Regions from separate parts of the Homo sapiens genome. Here region 1 is linked to region 2. A link is an interaction called in ENCODE POLR2A ChIA-PET data of the cell type or tissue named here. Cell type or tissue: GM12878. All regions are shown on one strand. Each heading gives the region's core, and the rest is flanking DNA. Links, peaks and the distances in the headings are about the cores only. Region 1 has its middle 25 kb from the start of AMMECR1L. Region 2 overlaps UGGT1 (UDP-glucose glycoprotein glucosyltransferase 1).

The links. Peaks named below come from ENCODE experiments on the same cell type or tissue, not always from the same donor. Only the 100,000 strongest peaks of a DNase experiment are listed, where the experiment ranks them.
Region 1: POLR2A ChIA-PET joins it to region 2 with 5 read pairs; 5 of 35 experiments call an interaction of 5 or more read pairs at or near these places.

What each region holds. Positions count from the first base shown.
Region 1 is chr2:127,907,160-127,915,177 of GRCh38, forward strand. No RefSeq gene overlaps it. Among named protein-coding and RNA genes, the nearest start is that of AMMECR1L, 25 kb to the left of the region's middle. In GM12878, for the core only: no CTCF peak of the experiment used is centred there; no DNase peak of the experiment used is centred there.
Region 2 is chr2:128,093,253-128,101,270 of GRCh38, forward strand. It overlaps UGGT1 (UDP-glucose glycoprotein glucosyltransferase 1), which reads left to right. Exons shown (of 41, transcript NM_020120.4): 2 at 4,177-4,312. Among named protein-coding and RNA genes, the nearest start is that of UGGT1, 6.1 kb to the left of the region's middle. In GM12878, for the core only: no CTCF peak of the experiment used is centred there; no DNase peak of the experiment used is centred there; H3K4me3 peaks cover 792 bases; H3K27ac peaks cover 247 bases.

The sequences.
Region 1 (8,018 bases), core at 2,360-4,859, 180 kb before region 2:
TTTTTTTTTTTTTGGTAATTTTAGTGGAGACGGGGTTTCACCATGTTGGCCAGGCTGGTCTCAAACTCCTGATCTCAAGTGATCCACCCACCCCAGCCTCTCAAAGTGCTGAGATTGCTTACAGGCATGAGCCACCATGCCCGGCCAAGAGATTTAGCTCCATGCACTTTCTGAATTTATCTAGGAGGTAATGGCAGATGCTGTGGTATGATGTGAAGAGCTGGATTCAAATCGTTACTCTGGGTCCTTGGCCAAACTGCTCAATCTTTTTGGGTGTCAGTTTTCTTCAGTCTTAACATCAGGATAAATGCCTGTCTCTCATAACCCAAATGCCCATCGACAGTGGAATGGATAGATCGTTTGTGGCATATTCACACGTGGGACAAAAGCAATGAGAATGGGCTGGGTGTGGTGGCTCACATCTGTAATCACAGCACTTCGGGAAGCCGAGGCAGGAGGATCACTTGAGCCTAGGAGTTCAAGACCAGCCTGGGCAACAGAGGGAGACCCTGTCTCTGGAGGGCGGTCAGACAAAAGTGTAAAACAACATGCACAATATGGATGAATTTTACGTAATGTTGAACAAAAGAGGTAGACACACTGTACCTTTACATAAAGTTCAAAAACCAGGTGCATCAAATCTATGGTGTTAAGGGCCAGGTATGTGGCTATCCCTGGGCTGGCAGCTGGGACTAATGGCTGGGAGCTTCAGGAATGTTGGTAATGTTCTGTTTCTTGATCTGGGTGTGATTACACAGGTGTGTTCACTTGGTGAAAATCCAGTGGGCGGTATACTTAGGATTTGTGCTCTTTTATGTATGTAGTTACTACTCACAAAGTCAACAATATCCAGGCTGGGCATGGTGTCCTCCACCTGTAATCCCAGCCCTTTGGGAGGCTGAAGCAGGAGAATCACTGGAGCCAGGAGCTCCAGACCAGCCTGGGTAATATGGTGAGAAACAAAAACTTTTTAAAAATGTATTTATTTATGTTTTTTAGACAGAGTCTTGCTCTATCGCCCAGGCTGGAGTGCAGCGGCGCGATCTCGGCTCACTGCAACCTCCGCTGCCCAGGTTCAAGTGATTCTCATGCCTCAGCCTCCCAAGTAGCTAGGACTACAGGCGTCCACCACCACGCCCGGCTATTTTTTTTTTTTTTTTGTATTTTTAGTGGAGACAGGGTTTCGCCATGTTGGCCAGACTGGTCTCGAACTCCTGACCTCAGGTGATCCACCTGCCTTGGCCTCCCAAAGTGCTGGGATTACAGGTGTGAACCACCGTGCCTGGCCTCACAAAAGCTGTTTAAAAGCCAGGTGTGGAGGTGTGCACCTGTAGTCTCAGCTAATCAGGAGGCTGAAGTGGGAGGATCATTTGAACCTAGGAGTTCGAGGCTGCAGTGAGCCATGACTGTGTCACTGCACTCCACCCTGAATGACAGAGCAAGACCCTGTCTCTTAAAAAATACATACATAGGCCAGGCGCGGTGGGTCAAGTCTTCTAATCCCAGCACTTTGAGAGGCTGAGGCAGGCAGATCACGAGGTCAGGGTTTCAAGACCAGCCTGACCAACATGGTGAAACCCTGTCTCTATTAAAAATATAAAAATTAGCCAGGCATGGTGGCGCATGCCTGTAATCCCAGCTACTCAAGAGGCTAAGGCAGGAGAATCGCTTGAACCCGGGAGGGGAGGTTGTGGTGAGCCGAGATCGCGCCACTGCACTGCAGCGTGGGCAACAGAGCGAGACTCTGTCTCGGAAAAAAAAAAAAAGAAGAAGAAGAAAGGCCAGATGAATGTGCCAAGGAGCACACTGGGCAGGGAAAGAATCATCAGTGTATAGGGAAGAGTAGAATGATGCCAGGAGAGAAGGGCACAGACTGGGGGTTTGCATTTACACTCCACCACTGACCAAGCAGGTCACTTAACCGCTCTGAGCTTCAGCCTTCTCATCTGACTCACAACTGTCCAACAGGTGAGTTGTTAGATTAAATGACCTATGTGAAGCCACCATCTGGGCACCTGAGGAGCTGCACACACAGGACAGCTCAGCAAGCTGTAAGCACGGTGGTGAGGATGCGGGAGTGCCATGGCCTTGCAGTTGGCAGCCTCATCCACTGGACCCATTCGTGGCTCCAACTGTGATGGCCAAGGTGACAGGCAGGCTCGGACTGGCATGGTCAGCAGGCAGCTGCAAAAAGAGGCTCTCCACAGCTCCTGACCCTTCTGCATTTGTCAGCTGAAGCTTTCCACGTTGCTCTAGAAAGCCAACTTTCCAAGAAATGCTGTTCACAATTTGCCTTCAAGGAAATCATTTGCAGTTATAGCTGCCATGTCCTCACATTAAGCTTATTGCTGGTAACGATGGTGCCAAGACAGTGGTGCCAAATACAGTCTTCCTGAGTGGCCTTAAAAAATTAAGCTAATGGCAATTTTATGTCTTATGGAAGCTGTTCTTATCTATTAACTGCCAACATCTCAGCCTGGACATTTCAGGAAACTCAGCAGGAAATTTTGTTTTTAATTTTTGTGGGTACATAGTATGGGGTACATGAGATTTTTTTTTTTTTTTTTTGAGACAGAGTTTCACTCTTATTGCCCAGGTTGGAGTGCAATGGCACGATCTTGGCTCACTGCAACCTCTGCGTCCTGGGTTCAAGCAATTCTCCTGCCTCAGCCTCCCGAGTAGCTGAGACTACAGGCACCTGCCACCACACCCAGCTAATTTTCGTAGTTTTAGTAGAGACAGGGTTTCACCGTGTTGGCCAGGCTGGTCTCAAACTCCTTACCTCAGGTGATCCTCCCGCCTTGGCCTCCCGAAGTGCTGGGATTACAGGCGTGAGCCACTGGGCCCAGCCAAGATATTTTGATACACATATATAATGCATAATGATCACATCAGGGTAAATGGGGTATCCATCACCTCAAGCATTTATCTTTTCTTTGTGTTACAGACAATCCAATTATACTATTTTTGTTATTTGTTTATTTTTATTTCTATTTCTTTCTCTTTTTTTTTTTTGTTTTTTTTTGAGACACAGTCTTGCTCTGTTGCCCAGGGTGAAGTACAGTGCACCATCTCAGCTCACTACACCCTCAACTTCCTGGGCTCAAGTTATCCTCCCACCTCAGCCTCCTGAGTAGCTGGGACTATAGGTGTGCACCACCACACCTGGGTACTTCTTATTGTTGTTGTTGTTGTTTTTTGGTAGAGATGGGGTTTTGCTATGTTGCCCCCATGTTGCTCAAGCAATCTGCCCACCTTGGCTTCCCAAAGTGTGGGGATTACAGGCATAAGCCACTGCACCCAGCCTGGTAACCGGCATTCTATTCTCTATCTCCATGAGTTCAATCATTTTAATTTTTAGCTTACACAAATAAGTGAGAACATGCAGTTTGTCTTTCTATGCCTGGATTATTCTAATTAACACAATGACCTCCAGTTCCATCCATGTTGTTGCAAATCACGGGATCTCATTCTTTTTTATGGCTGAATAGTACTCCATTGTGTATATGCATGTCAGCAGGAAATGATGTATGTGCAGATTCAGATGCCACTGAGTTGTCCTGTGAATTTTAGGAGGTAAAGTCATACAACTAAGTTCCCATGGAAATACAACATCAAATGTACATTAACATGCATAACAGCCGTCACTTGCTCAGGTCCTGCTAGAAGGCAGACATAATGGCAGGCAGTTTCCATATGTTTCTTCAACAATTTCCAATGTTTAGCCACCAGAGGTGCCGAGGAGCCCCTGTCCCTCTCATGTCACTGTGGTTCTGCAAGATTAAGAGGCCACACATCATAGTTTGCGAGGTATATCAGGTCAATATAATACACTCGTAGAATACATACATTAGAGACCAAGAATGAACGGTCTTAGGACCGGGCACAGTGCCTCATGCCTTTGGGAGACCAAGGTGGGAGGATCACTTGAGCTTGGGAGTTTGAAACCAGCCTGAGCAACACACCAAGATCCTGCCTCTACAAAAAATAAAAATAGCCAGGTGTGGTGGTGCACACCTGTGGTCCCAGCTATTCTAGAGGCTGAGGTGTGAGGATCACTTAGCCCAGGAGGTTGAGGTTGCAGTGAGCTGTGATTGCACTGCGGGTCTCCAGCCTAGGCAACAGAGTGAAATCCTTTCATAGGAAAGAAAAAAAAGAAAAGAAAAGAAAAGAAAATGGGCCGGGCGCGGTGGCTCACCCTTGTAATCCCAGCACTTTGGGCGGCCGAGGCGGGCAGATCATGAGGTCAGGAGATTGAGACCAGCCTGGCTAACATGTAGAAACCCCGTCTCTACTAAAAAATACAAAAACATTAGCCGGGCATGGTGGCGGGCGCCTGTAGTCCCAGTTACTCGGGAGGCTGAGGCAGGAGAATGGCGTGAACCTGGGAGGTGGAGCTTGCAGTGAGCCGAGATCACGCCACTGTACTCCAGCCTGGGCGACAGAGCGAGACTCCATCTCAAAAAAAAAAAAAAAAGATAAAAAGAAAAAAAAGAAATGCTTTTAGGAAGTGCTAACTTACATGAATGTTTCATATTCAGACATAAGAGAACCTACTTAGTATTTAAAAATGAGAGCAAATTAGGAACTTAGTTTTTCTTTTGTTTTTTCTTGAAGTGAGATGATGACATTATAGTTAATGTTTGCTAACGTGATGGTGAATGAAAAGGAAGTAGCAAAACTGTTAGGAAAACTAAGCCGAAGAGAAAGTTCTACCCTGGGAAATATATTTGCAACATGTTTAACAGTCAAAAGGTTAATTTCCAGAGTGATTATAGATTATTGATTGCAAATCAATAAGACAAAAAAAAAAGAGAAACTGGCCATCACATGAATAGGCAATGCATAGCACAAGTAATGTTAATGGCTAATAAACTACACTAAAATGACTGATCCTCTTGGCAACCAGGAAGGTGTAAATTAGAACATTTTTCCAACTTAGGCTTTTAAAATTTAAAACCATTGACACTTGCCAATGTAAGGGAGGGTGGAGAAGTGGGGAATTGGAGGTGTGGCCTTTTTGGAAGGCAACTTGGCAACACCTATCAAAATCCAACCACGATTCTGCTTTCGTGACTACACAGACACTATGATGTATTTCTCTGTATGTATGTATGTATTTGTATACTTTTCTATTTGCACGCCACAGCCTGGAAAAAGAAAAAAAGACTGGAAGGACACATAGCAGCTGTTAACAGCAGTTTCCTCTGGAGAGCTGTCACGGCATCATTTCTTTCTTTCTTTTTTTTTTTTTTGAGATGAAGTCTTGCTCTTGTCCCCCCAGGCTGGAGTGCAATGGCGCGATCTCGGCTTACTGCGACCTCCGCCTCCCGGGTTCAAGCGATTCTCCTGCCTCAGCCTCCCAAGTAGCTGGGATTATAGGCGCCTGCCACCACGCCCAGCTAATTTTTGTATTTTTAGTAGAGACGGGGTTTCACCATGTTGGTCAGGCTGGTCTCGAACTCCTGACCTCAGGTGATCCACCCGCCTCGGCCTTCCAAAGTGCTGGGATTACAGGCGTGAGCCACCACACCCGGCCCACAACATCATTTTTTTTTTTTTTGAGACGGAGTCTTGCTCTGTTGCCCAGGCTGGAGTGCAGTGGCACAATCGGCTCACTGTAACCTCTGCCTCCTGGGTTCAAGCAACTCCTCTGCCTCAGCCTCCCGAGCAGCTGGGACTACATGCCACCACGCCTGGCTAATTTTTGTATTTTTAGTAGAGAAGGGGTTTCACCATATTGGCCAGGCTGGTCTCAAACCCCTGACCTTGTGATCCACCTGCCTCGGCCTCCCAAAGTGCTGGGATTACAAGCGTGAGCCACCGCGCCTGGACCCCACAACATCATTTCTAAGTGTCATGCACATGTGCACAATCACCAATACTAGGTGCATGATGCAAAAAAGAATTTTTGCCACTTGATTTTATCTTTAAGGGAGAGCTTCATCACTAGGGAAAATGAGTCCTGATTTCACTATGACCTGTTTTGTTTTGTTTTGTTTTTTGAGACAGAGTTTCCCTCTTGTTGCCTAGGGTAGAGTGCAATGGCACAATCTTGGCTCACAGCAACCTCTGCCTCCCAGGTTCAAGTGATCCTCCTGCCTTAGCCCCACTAGTAGCTGGGATTACAGGCATGCGCCACCATGTCCAGCTAATTTTTGTATTTATAGTAGAGACGGGGTTTCGCCATGTTGGCCAGGCTGGTCTCAAACTCCTGACCTCAGGTGATCTGCCTGCCTTGGCCTCCCAAAGTGCTGGGATTACAGGCATGAGCCACTGCACCCAGCCTATGACGTGTTTATATAAGAAAACTGGGCTGGGAGCTGTGGCTCACGCCTGTAATCCCAGCACTTTGAGAGGCCGAGGTGGGTGGATCACCTGAGGTCAAGAGATCGAGAACATCCTGGGCAACATGGTGAAACCCCGTCTCTACTAAAAATGCAAAAAAGTAGCCAGACTACTACAGTAGCGGGCGCCTGTAGTCCCAGCTACTGAGGAGGCTGAGGCAGGAGAATCACTTGAACCCGGGAGGTGGAGGTTGCAGTGAGCCGAGACTGCACCACTACACTCTAGCCTGGCGACAGAGCGGGACTCCGTCTCAAAAAAAAAATAAAAAAAAAAAAAAGAAGAAAAAAGAAAAGAAAAGAAAAGAAAGGAAAACTATACATTTGGGAAAAAGAGCCAGGTAGATCTCTACACCCTGATAAAGAAATTTTACAGTGAAAAATTTCTGTACAGTGAAAAAGCTGTACGACAATAACTCAGCCTCATTTATTAGTATGAAATAACTGCTATATGTCTCCGTACAGGCATACTTCAGAGACATTGCAGGTTCTGTTCCAGATGACCACAAGAAAGCAAATATTGTAATAAAGTGAGTCACGCAATTTTTTTTTTTTTGGTTTCCCAGAGCGTATAAAAGTTATACTGGCTGGGTGTGGTGGCTCACGGTTGTAATCCCAACAATTTGGGAGGCCAAGGTGGAAGGATCACTTGAGGCCAGTTGTTCAAGACCAGCCTAGGCAACGTAGTGGGACCCCATCTCTACAAAAAATGAAAAACTTAGCCAGTTGTGGTGGTCCACACCTACAGTCCTAGCTACTCAGGAGGCCGAGGCAGGAAGATCGCTTGAGCCCAGGAGTTTGAGGCTACAGTCAGCTGTGACTGCACCAATGCACTCCATCCTGGATGACAAAGAGACACCTTGTCTCAGAAAAAAAATTGTTTTCACTATACTGTAATCTGTTAAGTGTGAAGTAACATTATGTCTAATAACCACAATGTACATACCTTAATGAAAAATACTTTATTGCTAAAAAATGCTAATGATCATTTGAATCTTCAGTGAGTCCCAATCTTTTTGCTGCTGGGGGGGGTCTTGCCTTGTTGACGGCTGCTGACTGATCAGGGTGGTGGCTGCTGAAGTCTGGGGTGGCTGTGGCCATTTCTTAAAATTAGACAACAATAATGTTTGCCACATTGATGAACTCTTCCTTTTGTGAAAGATTTCTCTCTAACATGCAATGCTGTCTGATAGCATTTTATCCACAGTACAACTTTGTTTCAAAATTGAAGTCAATCCTCTCAAACCCCGTCACAGCTTTATCAACTAAATTTATGTCATACTCTAAATCCTTTGTTGTCGTTTCAACAGTGTTCACAGCATCTTCCCTGGGAGTAGATTTCATCTCAAGAAGCCACTTTTGGCCAGGCAGAGTGGCTCATGCCTGTTATCCCAGCACTTTGGGAGGCTGAGACGGGAGGATTGCTTGGGCCCAGGAGTTTGAGAGTAGCCTGGGCAACATAGTGAGACCCTGTCTGTATGAAAAATAAAAAAATTAGCCAGGAATGATGGTGGTGCGCCTGTAGTCCCAGCTACTTGGGAGGTTAAGGCAGGAGAATCACTTGAACCCAAGAGGTCAAGGCTGCAGGGAGCTGTAGTCACACCACTGCAAGATCCTGCTTCAAAAAAAAAGCCTCTTTCTTTGCTTATTCCATAAGAAGCAACTCCTCATCCA
Region 2 (8,018 bases), core at 653-3,152:
AGGATTTTCATTTTACCTATCTTGCAGTCCTAGGCATTTTATAGCATCTTCACTCTTGGTGCCACACTCCTTTCCTGTTGTTTCCATTCATGCCTTAATGAATGAGGCCTGTGTTTATTTCATTTTGAGAGCCTTCTATGTTTCAGGCATAATGCTAGGCGTGGAGACCATGATAGACAAAACACCCTGCTCTTGAGGAGCTCCCATCGGTCCCCAAAGCCAGCGTAAGTGTGGATCTGTCAGATTGGTTGGTTGGATTGCTTCGGTCCCAGCTTCAGGCCTCCTCCCTTGGTTTCAGGTTAAAACTATTCCTTTCTCAGCCACCTGTCTCCCAAGAACTGTGGCCACTGAAAATCCTTGGACTTGCCTTGGTTCTCACAAGCACTTTTCTCAGTCTGAGTCTGCACAGAGTATGGCTTTTTACCCTTTTGTAAAGCCAGAGAACCAGAGAAGAGAGCACGGTATTGTAGAACTTTAAAAGCAGGAAGGTGTGGGTTCTAAGCACTGCTATTTATTAGTTAGGCAAGGTACTCAGCATCTTCGAGCTTTCACTTATTTTTAAAGTGGAGATGCATGCAGCATATTCATGGACTGTCTTCTGAGTGCCAGGCATCATGCTGTGCACTTTGGTAAACGAAGTAGACATGGTTGCTCCCCTCAGAGAACGTTAGTGCCCTGGGTTGTTGTATGTAAGGATTAGATAACACTGTGTATGTAAAGCACCTAATACAATGTTTAGCTCAGAGTCATTGCTTGTTAAATGCTGGGGTTTCCTCAGGGGACTTTGTCATACCCCCAATTTCCTCCCCACTCTACATGCCATCCACCTGGGGTTACAGTGCAGTGGCGTCCAATTCGTCATCAGGAATCACCACTTTCTGGGGTGTACACATCTAGACCCCTTCAGGACAAATTGTAAACATAGCTAATAGCGTAATACTGCTAGACAGTTCATATGATGCGCTGTCTCCAGTTTATAAACTCATTGACTCAGGCCAGATTAAAAAAAAAAGAAAAACTCTGTAACTTTTGGGGAGAATTTTTTCTCTCAGCCACAGAGGATATATTTCCAATGTGTATTTTTGAGGCTATTTAATAACGATGATGTACTATTCTGTAATTTAGAAGATAGTTTTTTCTTACGATAAAATGTTTTACTACAACAATCAATTCTGGTATAGTACTTGGCACTTTACAAAGTGATTTTTTTATTGCCTCTTCATTTTCACATTGACCCTGTGAGGCAGATACTATTATTCCTACTTTGATAGTCTTCGAGACTAAGGGCCTGGGAAGTTAGGTAACATATATGTGGTTAAACTGCTAGTACGTAGCAAACTCAGGAATTGATCACAGCTGCCCTGATGCTAAAAGGTTCCCTTTTTTTACAAACCGTGTCTATTGTGTCCTGTAGAGCAGGTTTCTGAGGCTGCAGTCTGTGGGCCTGTGGGAAAGGGTGTCTATGGTTAGTCCTAAGAGAATGCTTTTTTTTTTTTTTTTTTTTTTTTTTTTTTGAGACGGAGTCTCTCTCTGTCGCCCAGGCTGGAGTGCAGTGGTGCGATCTCGACTTACTGAAACCTCCACCTCCCGGGTTCAAGCGATTCTCCTGCCTCAGCCTCCTGAGTAGCTGGGATTACAGGCACCTGCCACTATGCCTGGCTAATTTTTGTATTTTTAGTAGAGACGGGGTTTCACCACATTGGACAGACTGGTCTTGAACTCCTGACCTCAGGTGATCCACCCACCTCAGCCTCCTAAAGTGCTGGGATTACAGGCGTGAGCCACTGCGCTGGGCCAGTCCCAAGAGAATTCTTAAGTTGTACATAAAATTTGGGTCCTTGTTTGCTCCTCTGTGGGAAATGTCAGTAACTTTACTAGATTCCAGAAAAGGCCTATATCCTCTTCACTCAACCAGCCAGGAATCACTGCTATCAGGTTTCATTGTGTAAAATCTAGTTTGGTTATCTCTAATTTCAGTAGGTTTCATTTTTGTGTGTGTATTCTTTCATTTCTGCAGCCTCTATAGCAGTTTTTACAAACGTTGATTTTGAAAAACACTTCTGAGTGTTTTTATTTATAAGTGGGATGTTCTTCTTCTTCTCCTTCCTCTTCTTCTTCCTCTTCCCCTTCCCCTTCCCCTTCTCCTTCCCCTTCCCCTTTACCTTCCCCTTCCCCTCCTCCTTCTCTTCCTCCTTCTTTCTTCTTTCTTTCCTCTTCCTCCTCCTCCTCTTCCTCCTCCTCCTCCCCCACTCTCCTCCTGTCCTGCTCTCCTCCTGTCCCGTAACTCCTCCTGTCCCGCTCTGTTGCCCAGATGCAGCATGGACCTCCTAGGCCCAAGCTATCTTCCCACCTTAGCCTCCCAAGTAGCTGGGACCATAGGTGCATGCCACCATGCCTGGCTGATTTATTAATTTTTTTTGGTTTCCAAAGAAGCTGGCAGTGCCTGAACTTAAAATGCTTCTGAAAGCCACTTTTCTATTTGTTATAATTTATTTTGCTTTTGACCATCGTTCTTCAGAGATACTGTATGTTCTATGAAGCAGGATGTTAACACAAATGATGCTTTTTATAAAAAGCAGCTATTGACTAGTCCCCAATGTGGACAGCCTCCCTCAGTGATAGATTTTGTAACCAATATTAAAGAACTGGGATGAGACCGAAGTGAGCCTTACCAGAGCTAACATTCTGAAGCCCAAGGATAGCTTAGTGCTTCCCACATATTCACACCCCCTTTTAGTTCTCATTCAAATGGGTAGAGCTCAGGGGAGGTCCGATTAGGGTTCTGTTAGGTGGACTTTGGAGATGAAAATCAGAGAAATCTGCAGCTGGAGACCTTTTTCTGAAACTGTCTGGATGCTGTCTGAGAGGATCTTGACAGGCTTGGAGCGGCTGCGGAGGGTGTCAAGAGGCCTGCATTCTGTGGCCATCCACTTTGCCAGTGACCCTAGATCCCTCATTTTGTAGATGGGACAGTTGGCTTGGGAAGCCACTAAAATTTTACATTTCTTTATTTCAGAACCTGTCTGAGTTTACATTTGGGACCCATTATGTTAGTTTCCTAGGGCTACCACAACAAAGTATCACAAACTGGGTGGCTTAGAACAATAGATATTTACTGTCTCACAGTGCTAGAAATCCTTACTCAGGGTTTCACAGGACCACGTTCCCGCTGAAATCTTTGGAGGAAGAATCTTTCTTTGACTCTTCAGCTTCTGGTAGTTTCAGGCATTCCTTAGCTTACAGTATAATTTTAGTGTGTGCCTCTGTCTTCACCTGGTGGTCTCCTGTGTCTCTACATAGTTTTCCCTCTGTGCTGTCTTTCTCTGTCCAGATTTCTCCTCTTTATAACATCAGTCATTGGGTTAGTGCCCACCTAATAACCTTGTTTTAACTGATGACCTCTGTAAAGACTGTATTTACAAATAAGTTGACATTACGAGGTACCGGGGGATAGGATTTCCATATCTTTTTTGGGGGACACAGTTCAACCCTTAATACCTATCATTTATATTTTCATCTATCTCAGCTTTATTTGCTTTCATCCTTTATAAAATATGGTTGTGTGCAACCTGGTGTGCCACCAACTGATTTTTATACCCCTGTATGGTGTAGATTGCTTGGGAAATGAAGCAGAGCCTTTGTAGGAAAGAATGTAATAACCTAAGTGCCTTCAGTTACATATCAGTCACTCAGCAAATATCTGTTGGACTAGCTAGATATTAAGTGCTATTATATGTCAGAAGCATTTCTGTTTCGCTAACTTATGTTATTTTGTGTCTCCAAGTATTATTAGGATTGTTATTTTGTGTCTCCAAGTATGAGGTTAAAATTACCTTGTAGCAGGCCAGGCATGGTGGCTCATGCCTGTAATCCCAACACTTTGGGAGGCTGAGGCGGGCAGATCACGAGGTCAGGAGTTTGAGACCAGCCTGGCCAACATTGTGAAACCCTGTCTCTACTAAAGATACACAAAATTAGCAGGGTGTGGTGGTGCGTGCCTGTAATCCCAGCTACTGGGGAGGCTGAGGCAGGAGAATCGCTTGAACCTGGGAGGCAGAGGTTGCATGAGCCGAGATTGCACCACTGCACTCCAGCCTGGGCGACAGGGCGAGACTGCGTCTCAAAAAAAAAAAAAATTTCCTTGTAGCAAAACTTCTTTTCTTTTTTTCCTTTTAGGAGTTTGCTATAAAATGGGAGTTCTGGTTGTACTCACTGTTCTGTGGCTGTTCTCCTCAGTAAAGGCCGACTCAAAAGCCATTACAACCTCTCTTACAACAAAATGGTTTTCCACTCCATTGTTGTTAGAAGCCAGGTAAGAGAACATTTTTTTTCCCTTCGTGTATTTGAGTATAAATATAGGCTCTGACAGTGAACATTCAGGAGCTTTTTAAGGAGTGAGATTATCATCAAATGCATTTATGAAGAGCCTCTTTCAGTGTATACTGTAGGATGTATTGTACAAAGGCTGTTAGGACATAGCATCATTCAGTAGGACAAGGGCTATGTGGGTTTATAGAGCTATGTAGGAACTTTGGACAAATAACTGTGTTGGATAAGTTAGTATGTTACTTTCCAAAAAGCATAACAAGGAAAGAGAGGGTTATGTTTATTTATTTATTTATTTTTGGAGACAGGGTCTCGCTCTGTTGCCCAGGCTGGAGTGCAGTGGTGAGATCTTGGCTCACTGTGACCTCCGCCTCCTGGGTTCAAGGGATTCTCATGCCTCTGCCTCCTGAGTAGCTGGGATCACGGAAGTGCCCCACCACACCCTGCTAATCTTTGTATTTTTAGTAGAGAAGGGGTTTCGCCATGTTGGCCAGGCTGGTCTCAAACTCCTTAGCCTCATGTGATCTGCCTACCTTGGCCTCCCAAAGTGCTGGGATTACAGATGTGAGCCACTGTGCCTGGCCAGTTGTATTCAAATTTTCTCCTTATTTGAAGGAAGTTTTAAGAGGTGATTGATAAAAGGAAGAGAAGAGGGCTTAGCAACGTGGGGGAAAGAGGACATTTTTCCCTTAAGAACGTGGAAGAAGGCTGGGCACGGTGGCTCACGCCTATAATCCCAACACTTTGGGTGGACAAGGTGGGTGGATCACCTGAGGTCAGGAGTTCGAGACCAGCCTGGCAACAATTAGCTGAGCGTGCTGGCATGTGCCTGAGCATCAGATTAGGAGATTATGCCCATGCAGCTCAATCTTTCTTTTTAAATGATAAAACGGTGGCTAGGTACGGTGGCTCATGCCTGTAAATCCCAGCTCTTTGGGAGGCTGAGGTGGGTGGATTGCTTGAGTCCAGGAATTTGAGACCAGCCTGGGCAACATGGGGAAACCCCGTCTCTCCAGAAAAAAATAGCTGAGTGTGGTGGTTCGTGCCTATAGTCCCAGCTACTTGGGAGGCTGACCGGGAGGATCACTTGAGCCCAGGAGGCGGAGGTTGCAGTGAGCCCAGATCACGCCATTGCAGTCCAGCCTGGGCAGCAGAGCAAGACTCCGTCTCAAAAAAAAAAAAAAAGGGAAAGAAGTTATCTTACGATTAAAATGGGTAGAATTTTTCATAAAACAATAGTTGTCTTAAAATTAGTGAAACATAGTAATTTCATGAGAAATTTTGTATTCCAAGTGTGCTTTTTAGCTAGTGTTTGTAAATAAATATAATGAGATACCTGTCTGTATAGGTAGGGCTTAAATGCTTATGGATGGAAGGTTATTTGATTGTATCTCAAGTGATGTAGAGGTGGAACTAGCAGAGACTTTCCAAAGGATAAATGTGGGTAGATTGAGCAGCAAGCACTTGGTAAGTCTTAGTGTTTGAACGTGCTAGAAATTTGGACTGTCACATCACTCCAATCAGCCTTGTGGTCTGTCTTCTTCATCTTCAATTTATATATATATATTTTTTTGAGAGTTTTTGAGACAAGGCCTGTCTCTGTTGTTCAGGCTAGAGTGTAGTGGTGTGATCTCAGCTCCCTGTAACCTCTGCCTCCTGGACTCAAGCCATCCTCCCACCTAGGCCTCCCTAGTAGCTGGGACTACAGGTGTGAGCCACTACCCCTGGCTTATTTTTGTATGTTTTATAGAGATGGGCTTTCACCATCTTGGCCAGGCTGGTCTGGAACTCCTGAGCTCAAGTGATCTACCTGCCTTGGCCTCCCAAAGTGGTGGAATTACAGGTGTGAGCCACCATGCCTGGCCTCTAGAATTTTGTATTCTAACATTTTCCCCTTAATTCCTAGAAAAATGTGGATGAAGAATTTTGCCATGTTGATTGTGTGAACGAATGGTTGCACCTCTTAAGGAAAAAGCCTCATTTGATACTGCTAAAAGGACCAGTGGGAGGGGGCATGTGGCAGCCGGTCTTGGCTAGCTCAGGAGCCTAGCAGACTTTCTGCTAAATAGACTTCCTTCCATCGCCTCTCTCTGCCTTTCTTTCTCAGCATAGAAGTGGCAAAACAAAGACAAAACCATTGTATGTATTTCATGGTGATAACTAACTTGATAAATGGGTCAAGCTTGTCAAATGTCAGAACTTTATTTGATACAGCATAGTTGTAAAAGTGAAGTGGCTCTTTTTTAAGAGTTCTTATTATGGGGGAAAAAAGCCCAACAAAGCAAATAACAAACAAAAAAGCAGTGACTGAAGATATTTTGAGACTGCCTGAGCTGGACTGCCTGAGCTGGACTCTAAAAACTAAAGTTTTTCTTTTCCTTTTTGCTAATCTTATTTTGGATGATTTGTTTGGTATAAAATCTGTCATTGAGATTTACAACCCCCCCCCCCACCCTACTTATTTTTTTTGAGACAGAGTTTCATTTTGTCACCCAGACTGGAGTTCAGTGGCGCCATCTTGGCTCACTGCAACCTCTGCCTCCCAGGTTCAAGCCCATTCTCATTCTCCTGCCTTAGCCTCCCAAGTAGCTGGGATTACCGGCGTGTGCCAGCATGCCTGGCTAATTTTTATATTTTCAGTAGAGATGGGGTTTTACCATGTTGGCCGCCAGGCTGGTCTGAACTCCTGACCTCAGGTGATCTGCCCTCCTTGGCCTCCCAAAGTGCTGGGATTACAGGCGTGAGCCACCGGGCCTGGCCAAGATTTACTATCACTTTCTGAATCATTTTGTACAATTAACTGTAACAGGTGTTTTTGTGATATTCTGTTTAACATTCTTTTTTTGAGATGGAGTTTCGCTCTTGTTGCCCAGGCTGGAGTGCAATGGCGTGATCTCGGCTCACCGCAACCTCTGCCTCCCAGGTTCAAGCGATTCTCTTGCCTCAGCCTCCTGAGTAGCTGGGATTACAGGCATGCACCACCAAGTCCGGCTAATTTTGTATTTTTTTTTTTTTTTTTTTTTAGTAGCGATGGAGTTTCTCTATGTTGGTCAGGCTGGTCTGGAACTCCCCACCTCAGGTGATCCACCCATCTCGGCCTCCCAAAGTGCTGGGATTACAGGTGTGAGCCACCGCGCCAGGCCTCTGTTTAACATTCTTACCCTGAATTACATTTTGTTACTTTCACTTTTATTTACACTAATTTCTTGATAGTTGTACATTCTTGATCATTGTCCTAGAAGATTCTTACAGCATAAAACTATGGACTTTTGAGAAAGAATGCTAAAATTGCCAGCCCTAATTGCTCAATATTTTCAGTTTCTTTGATCACTGTGAAGTGGACAGGGTATACTGTTTTCTTCACCAACTTCCTTATCACAGACATCTCCCCCTTTCATGATATCCCTGGTCATTTGCCATTTTGTTTTATTTTTATTAATTTTTTTCCTTGGCATGTGAAGTAAGAGCTACATTTGCCCTTTTGGTTTACTATTTTTAGGCCCCTTCTCCTGTGGCTATTTGTATACAGTTTCCCAAGGTAATACGACATGTAGGCAACTCATAGAAATGAGCTATGCTTATTAGAATCCACTTAGTATTCACCTCCAGAGCTAGCAGAGCCCACCATTCTTCCTTCTTATGTCTGTGGGAGACCCTGATGTTGGATCAAGGTACTATGTCCATCTGGTTAA